Linked DNA regions of Homo sapiens: region 2 is linked to region 1. A link is an interaction called in ENCODE POLR2A ChIA-PET data of the cell type or tissue named here. Cell type or tissue: OCI-LY7. All regions are shown on one strand. Each heading gives the region's core, and the rest is flanking DNA. Links, peaks and the distances in the headings are about the cores only. Region 1 has its middle 520 kb from the start of LINC00972. Region 2 has its middle 430 kb from the start of GRM3.

The links. ChIA-PET counts read pairs that join two places held together with the same protein. Peaks named below come from ENCODE experiments on the same cell type or tissue, not always from the same donor. Only the 100,000 strongest peaks of a DNase experiment are listed, where the experiment ranks them.
Region 2: POLR2A ChIA-PET joins it to region 1 with 5 read pairs; 2 of 35 experiments call an interaction of 5 or more read pairs at or near these places.

Annotation. Positions count from the first base shown.
Region 1 is chr7:85,937,007-85,941,418 of GRCh38, reverse strand. No RefSeq gene overlaps it. Among named protein-coding and RNA genes, the nearest start is that of LINC00972, 520 kb to the right of the region's middle. In OCI-LY7, for the core only: no CTCF peak of the experiment used is centred there; no DNase peak of the experiment used is centred there.
Region 2 is chr7:86,212,685-86,217,096 of GRCh38, reverse strand. It overlaps the pseudogene SOCS5P1. Among named protein-coding and RNA genes, the nearest start is that of GRM3, 430 kb to the left of the region's middle. In OCI-LY7, for the core only: a CTCF peak has its summit at 876; a DNase peak (open chromatin) is centred at 2,146; H3K4me3 peaks cover 775 bases.

The DNA of each region.
Region 1 (4,412 bases), core at 286-4,285:
TATATTGGATCCAATATAATCCAACCAATATTTGTTGATGCTAACTATGTACAATTCAATGTTTAGGATTCGAGTATGTAGGGATGACTAATACGAACTTACACTGTAATAACAGAGGAATGAGACAGGCCCAAATTGACCTTAGAAAAACCTAATCTCATATATACAAAGAGTAATGGGAGGAGAGGCAGAAAGGTGTCTTTAAAAACAAAATAGAAATATTGAGTAAATTTGCTTTGACAAAAGCCAAAAATTTATAGCTTACAGTCAATATTTACACCTGGTAATACTTTAAAAAGTGCTTATTACTTTGATAATATCATTTGGCAAATATTTAGGGCCTCCCTTTTAAAGGTGCCAAAAAGTTTCAATTTGTAGAGATTAGCTGTCCTTCACTGAGTTGGAAAGGACATAAGTACTAAAAAAGTACCTTTTGTTTTAGTCACTGCTGTCACAACAATCATTACACTCGATGAGACATTTCAAGTACATTCTTGTGACTGTGGAGTGAATTGAAACTACGATGGCCTTCCTCTGATCTCAAATTTTAAAATATGATCTGAAAATCTATTAAAGACCTAGAGAGCTCAAAAGTGGCATAACTATCACTTTACTGATGACCTGTATTCAGGGGCAGGGGCAGTGGGTATGTGTGGACATGAATGACATTTAAAAGAATTAGGCTTTACTGAATCTATGGGAGGGACTACGAAGAGCCTTTGTTATTTCTGAAAGATTTTATGCAGAGTCTTTCCTTCCCTGCCTTCTCTTTTGATTAATAGCATCCATGGTTTCACCATATAAAAGATTACAAAAAACCTTAGAAAATAAAAATAAAAATGACAATTTGTAGTAACATAGTGCACTATAGTTTCAAAGCATTTTTTATATACAATATTTTATACAGTACTCACAACTATTCTATGGGACATAGGACAGGTATTATTAGTCCCAAGTAAGGCTACAGAATAAAGAAGTATTTAATGGCATTTCATTTCAGGGTTAATGCTTTTACATTCTTAGTTAAAAATTTTTCTGATATTTGTATTGCTAAATGTTTGTGGCATGGGGCAAGTTTTAGGTGATGATGAGGACTGAAAGGTGAGATGTCCCTAAAAGTTTTAATGAAAATCAGCTTGAAGCTCTGTCTGTATATCTCTGTTTTAATTTGCATTTATATACATTTTAAATATCTAGTTTTCGTCATCAGTTGTTCTCCTTATTTTCTCTTTGAATGGTGAACTAGGATTTCCAGGTAAGAAAGTAATTTTATTTCTAACTTAAAAGCATAAAACTAGCCATTTTTGAAGAACAAAACAGAAAAAGAATTCTATCTGAATGGCAAGATTCAATCAGCACTTCACATTATAGTTTGTAAGAAAGACAGACAGATGGTAAAAAATAGAAAAAGAAAAGTTCACTTTATAAAACGGGAGAAAGTTGAGCAATTATCAATTAATTCTTCCTTCATTATAATTTAAAATTTTAACCCTTCATTCACGAGGTTTGCCTTTAATAATACCAAACAATTAACTCCATGTGCACAAACCACATTAATCATAGCGCTTGCAAAGGGAAGTTTTATGCTTTGCTCTGCCTTGCATTGCATTTTCTTTGAACTAGTTGATTTATTGGTTCTATTATGTATCTTAGCTAATTGTAGTTAATTTTTGTCTGTATTACCAACATCTGTTTGAAGTATAGATCCTATGAGTCTCTCATTTGAATTAATTCTGTTTAAAATTCTTTATTTTCTTTTGTGCTTATTGTCATTTAAAATCTGAAAATCAGATTGGTTTATGACTCTAAAATTCTAAACCCACCCACACAAACTAAGGACCTTCACATACCACTACTAGGTTCTTTCTACTGAGTTTTGTGGGAGAAGCAAGCATTTGGTGAAAAAAAAAGAGAAAAAAACAAAGTTATTAATCATTCAAAAAAGTAATCAATAATTCTTAAAAGTTAAAATGTGAGTATCTTTGTCCTCACTCATAATTCTTCTGTAGATCCACTGAGTAAGTCACTCAGGGGGCAGATACTGTCTCTCTAAGAACTCACCATGTTGCCTAATAAAATAGGATGATGCATTTAAGGAATAAAGTGTCTTAGTTTTAACCAGAGCAGCTGGCAGCTACAGTACATAATGATGTTAATGGAGTGACCTGTGCCTTCGTTCTTTATTTATATTTTTTAAAAGTCTTTCTTTTTAGCACCCACAACCTGGGTGGGTCATCCACTAGTAGCAGATCCTAACACCAATTATTCAGATGCCTCTTTTAAAAACATTCTTACACTCTGAGAAAACTAAAGGAAAGAAAAGCAAGACAAAACATAGCAGGTGCTCTTTATTTCCTTTAATCTATTTCTCTAAATATACAGGAAAAGTATTTCACTTGACAAAATACAACCTTCTCTGTGTCAACTAACTGGATTTAGAACCATCTTTCTTTAATTTGTTGTACATTAGTTTTCTTGTTCTGAAATGCTAACAATGAAAGAATCTTGTGGTGCTTCCTATCTGTGCATCTCTATGTACTTATCTAGGGATAGTCATATTTAGTATCTGCTTTTATCAGGAACATAGTCTATTATTAATTAGACATCTAATTTTTTGTAAGAAACAAAACCAGCACTTTGAAAATCTACATTTTGACTTGCATGAAGTAAAATAGCTAACTCAGTGTTTAATGTAATATAATATAAATGAAAACTTAATATGTATAATGAAAATTTGCATAATATAAACACTAATTGTTTAATATAAATGAAATATAAATGATGATATAAATGAAAACTTGCATAATATAAATGAAATATAATGAATATATTAATATAAATGAAAACTTGCATAATATAAACACTAATTGTTATCTTTAGATCTTCCTAGATTCCCAATTTTATTCCTAACTCTAAAAAATTATTTCTACTGACAAATTTACTTCACTTCTAGGCAAAAGCTACGCTACCATTTTGGTCTGCAGCCTCTTTTCTTTTCCTTTTCCTTTTCCTAAATTATACAAATTTTTTTAATGGAAAAACATTTAGAAAGATTTAGAAACATTGTAAAATGACAGCTTTGATTTGCTCTGTAAGGTATTTGACAATTTGATTATTTAATCTATTCAACACAAATATTGAAAAGCAATATATATTGTCTAGGACGAATACAGAAGGAATATTTATTACCAAAATACAGAAGCCATATAAAAGTAGGCTGTAGGGTATAAGAGATAATTGTCATAAAAAAGGCTAGGTTCTTGAATCAAAGGGTCAAACTCTACTTACCTGACTTTTTTTCCCCAACAAAATCTGTCTCTTTTAATTAGTGACTTTTCTTTCTTTTTAGACAATATTTTATTTTATTTTTTATTTGATAGATAAAATTGTATATATTTACTAAGTACTACATGATTTTTAAAAATATATATACATTAAAAAGTGGTGAAATCAAACTAATCAGCATATGCATCAACTTACATTGTTATCACTTTTTTGTGGCAAGAACACTTAAAATCTATTTTCTTAGCATTTTGCAAAAATACAATATATTGTTATGAGCCACCATGTTGTACAATAGATCTCTTGAACTTCTACTTACTTGATTTAAAGGAACAAAGTATGCCAAGCCTAATTTGAAGAATAAGCATGATTTTAAATAAATAGTCTTCCGACATTGGGAGGCCAAGGCAAGAAGATCACTTGAGGTTAGGAGTTCATGACTAGCCTGGCCAACGTGGTGAAAACCCACCTCTACTGAGGCAGGAGAATCACTTGAACCTGGGAGGTGGAGGTTGCAGTTAGCCAAGATTGTGCCACTGCACTCCAGCCTGGGCGACAGAGTACTACTTTCTCTGTAAAACAACAAACAAACCAAAAACAAACAAACAAACAAAAAATAGTCTTCTGAATACATAGCTTCTGGATGAGAAAAAGAGGGAAAGAGAAGGAAGAATCACCATCTGGCAAATAAATGGTGAAGATTCAAGAAGACAAAAGAAAACATTTGGTGTGATGGAAGGCAAAACAGAACCACAAAATCAGAGGATGAGCAATCAACAACTCATCTCCTATCACCAAACCAAACAACTATTCTAAAGTGACTGGATGTTAATAAATTATCAGAAAAGTAGGTTAGCAAATTACAAATCATGAAAAACTCCTCAATATCATAAAATGAATTAAAAAAAAGCTCATAGAAAACTGTATTGCAGAAGATCAGGTAACAAATGTTCATATAAAACAAATGAGGAAAAGTATCCCTTGGAGTAACAGTCATAAAGAATATAAATGGTAGGTCTACTAATCAAACAGAATTACATATATTCAATGAGCATTTGAAGATATTAAAACTCACCATGTACCAGAAACTTAAAAACAAACAAAAAACAAATATGAACAAAAAATAGGAA
Region 2 (4,412 bases), core at 263-4,262, 280 kb before region 1:
AGATCCCTGCATACGCAAATTGAGCAGCGGATTCACAACTTTAGTTTTGATGTCCATGACTCGTGTGGATTTCACTTCTATACTGTAACAGAACTTTTAGAACTTTATAAAGATCCTAGGTCTTGCATGTTTTTTGGACTGTTGCTTGCTATATCTCTAGATGGGACTTCTCCTTTTAGCCTGCGATATATCTGCCATGTGGTAATCTGCAGGTGCACTATATACGATGGATTGATTGGATCCCTTTACCGTCAATGTTACAGGAATTTTTAAAAGTATCATTATAAACAAAAAGTTAGGATTCAGAAGTTAAAATGAGGACCAGTCAAGCCAACATAAACTCTCCTGTCCTCAGAGGGTATTAACTAGGTCTGCTTTCATGTGGATGAGATAGCACACCTATAGCAACACACACATCAGTGGTGGGTTTTTTCATACAGTATGTAAACTTAGTGTTTGTATCTGTCAGATGCTGTTACTTATTCAGATCTGCTGTTACTTATTCAGATAAACGTGGTGCCTATTGAAACAACAGGATAGAACTACAGGTATTCAGTAAGACTGCAAAAACATTTTGGTGATTTAGCTAACAGTTTTTAATGGCTGTAGTAATTCAGTGAGGTAACGCTGGGGCATTTGTTATGAAGAATTCTATTACTTTCTGAAGGACAAATGCTTAATATTGGATGAGTATTTCAGCATTGTGACTGTTTGAAATTATTTTGTCTGAGAGTTTTTCTATAATCTTCCAGAAGTAGTGATGTTTGTAGTTGCTATAATTCAAGCTTTGGGAGTCCAAAAAAATAAAAGACTGCCTTCCTTTTAAGAAAAAAAAAAAAGGAAGTTTCTGGCCACAAGGGCATAGTGCTGTTCAATTAAGTGTTGAAGTAGTTTATAGTTACACTGCTTTTCTCCTCTGCAAAAGGTACTGGTAAATAAACCAGCTTTTCTGAATAGTCAGTCTTAAAATTTCAGGCTTACAATGTTAGTAGTAGAATTTTATTTAAAGGCCCTAAGTACCGATTTTTTAACGAGTGCTTTGATTTAAAACAAGTATTTGGAATAGCTGCTACAATGTATTCTTCCATGTCATTTTTTTTTTTAAGTTGACATGCAGTCTAATTGTTGTTTCATAAAAACTGGATATTTTCCTATGCCCATAATTAGTTTGTGAACCATGAAGAAAATGAAACTAGAAGATTTCCGATCAAGTCAGAAAATAAGAACTTCAGTGGTTGGTGATGTTGAGATTATTGTTAAACTATAATTAATAATTTGGATAGCAGTACTTATCTCTTTGTTGTAAACTCTCATAGCTGAATTAAGTATAATTTTTAGAATCTCAGTGCAGTTAATTCTTAGTGGGAAATCTGAAATCTAAAATTTAGATTTAAAAGGTACTGCATAAACATTATATCCATAAATTGCTTAGCTCCTTTTTATCATTTAGAATAATATGTATCATTACTGGAGTGAGCTGTTCTTGAAGTTATTTCAAGTTCTAGTGTTCACTTCTAAGTAAGAGAACTGAATGTACAGTTCTAGATATTTGGCAGTAAAATAGCCAAATCCATTCTTATGTCTTTTTGTGACTGTGCTCTGTACTACTGGTGAGTGCTCCATGGTTTCTACACTAGCTGCTACAAAATGTGTTTTTACATCCCTATGGCTATTGCCAAGGCTACAAAAAAAAAGCATAGCTGTATTTGAATACACCACTAACCCTTTGACTAGTAATGCATGTTTCTGCTTGATGTGCCTTGTTACAGCTACTTTTTTGTGCTAATAAAGGATGTTTGGTGTTCTTGTAAAAAAATTGAAATAAATAAATTTAAGTATGTAGAAATAGTATTGTCAAACTCAACATACATTGTAGGGATTAATGTCTAAATTTAACATTTTATTTGGAGAAGCAAAAATTGCAATTCAGAGCATACACGTAGATCTGGTGGTCTTTGATATGTCTGAAGAGCAAAGAAAAAGTTAGGGTTTTATTAGGAAGATAAATATTGCATATGGTTTTGAAAGAAAGCTCATGGGCACTAACGAATCTTTTTGGAGTCAGTAAACTCTGATTGGTGAGTGACGGTGATAGGTGATACTAATTTTAGAGTCATGGCAGGTGGTTTAACCCGCTACTAGGTAAAACTGGTCTTAAGGTTGCAGCAGACTGTTTCTGCAGCTGGCAGAGAATTCAGTTCTTGGAGCAGTGCTATATGCCCCAACTGACTTTCGATTCTGATTAATTGAGTATGACAAGAATGACTTGATTTGTAAAATTATCATTCAGAGTGTGAAAAATATTTTCTCTATTCTTCTATGAGAAAGGATAAGTCAATATTCTGCAGTCTTGTTTGCTTTTATTGTTCACCTACTTTATTTAAATTCAATTTGTCAGTAAAGCACATTTCCCTCATTATTCTCATATTTTAAAAATCTCTACTCTTGGCCTTTGAAATTTCATATAAATTTAAAATCATTTGTCAAGTTGCACATAAAAACGCAAAAAACTTTGAATCATTATGATTACATTGAATCTACAATGTAACTTTAGGAGTATTTACACTTGTATAAATTGAATTGTGTTTAGATAACAAGTTTATGCTGGTCTTGTCAAAGCTTTATTTTCTGTAGTAGTATTTGTAGGATTAACATTATTTATTCACTAGTAATGCCACCTGATTCAATAGTTCCTTTGTGAGAAGGTTTGATATTATGCACTACACTTTTTAATAGTTATAATAATATGAGATTTCAAATCTTCTTGAGTTAGTTTCAGTAAAATGCATTTTTTTCTAGAAATATTTACATGATATATTTTTATAGTTATGGCATAAATTTATACCTTTTTAAAATTTTTATAGTAATACAGACTATAAACAGCAATTACACCTTTTAAAGTTCTTGATACTTTTAATCTTTTTAGTAGTTTTATTTTCCTCATCAGTTTTGTTAGTAATTTTAAAGAATCAACTGTTTAATTGATCTTGTCCATTGTTTGTATATTTTTCAATATCATTAGTTGTTATCTATTTCTTTAATTTTTTATTTCACATTTTTATTTAGTTTCTTTCTTAGAGTTAGATAATTTCTGTATTTTCAGCATGTACTTTCTTCTAATACACAAGCTTAAATTTATGTTTTCTTTTAAGCATAGCTGCATTTCACAAGTTTTAAAATTCATTAGTTTTCAGCTCAAATTTTTAAAAATAGATACAAAACACAAATTAATAAGCCAGAAAAAAATGTAATCAAGTGTAATCGCTATTAAAAGAATGGTTAAATGGTCCCATCTTCAGAAAATTCATAAATTGATAAACGTAAACTAGAAAAAATTCACTTGAAAAATTAACATAGTTTTATAAATAAAATTTATACTCGTAAATTTTCAAACTATAGATATATACAAATATATAAATTTCTGAAATTTATATTTTTATTGAAGATTAAGGAATCACAAAACAGATTATTTCAGAACCATATAATAAAGATGAAATAAAGACAAAATATAAGCAAATAAACAAATACACAAACAGTTGCTAAAATTTTTGAAGAGAAATCTTACACATATACAGAATAAGTGTCTGAAAACTTATGATACAAAAGTTAGAAGGTTATATACTTTTTAGGGCATAGAGGCCTTACTAAAAGGGAATTTCTATGAAGACCATATGGTGTTTTTTAAATGTACAGATTAAATTTACATTAGCATTTACTTTACAGTATGTTCCAGAATGGCAGCTTTACAGGCTTGATATTAGATCTAGTTCAGTTATCAAGCAGTACTTATTTGATAATTTTTATAAGAAATCTTCCTGGAAGCCCACATATAGAGAGAAGCATATTGATTTCCTAGGTTTTATAGGCAGTAGAAGTGTCAGTGATTTATTTCTGAAACTCCTGGAGGAATGCAGCCTAGCCTTAGACAGGACTCAAGGCTGTCAACCAAGGTAGACAGATCACCACAATGTGTTTAGCAAATGATCATGCAGACTAAAGCCAAACATGCCCTCAAGGTGAGGGACAGTGCCGCAAGGCCGACTGGGGAGAATTTTCTGTAGACTGTGAATATTTAAATTTCTGTGAAAATCAAAAACATTGACAAAGCTTTAATAATTTTTTAAAGTTTCTTTTCCTTAAGAATAGTAATCAAATTAAATTAGCTTTGAATTTTAATAACATAATTGCTTGGGAAAAATACCTGTTTTTAATGCTTTTTTTGAAAAGAAAAATAAAACCCTAAAGAAAAGACAAGCAATATTTTGATTCTGAGGAATATTAATTCCCTATTGCATATTATAAGAAAATTTCTGTCATGCAGTTTTAATGATTGAGTCACTAAGATCGAAAGAAGAGTTTGGTATTTCTTGTTGAGCTGAAGTAATTGGGTATTCTGGGAATACAGTCATAGA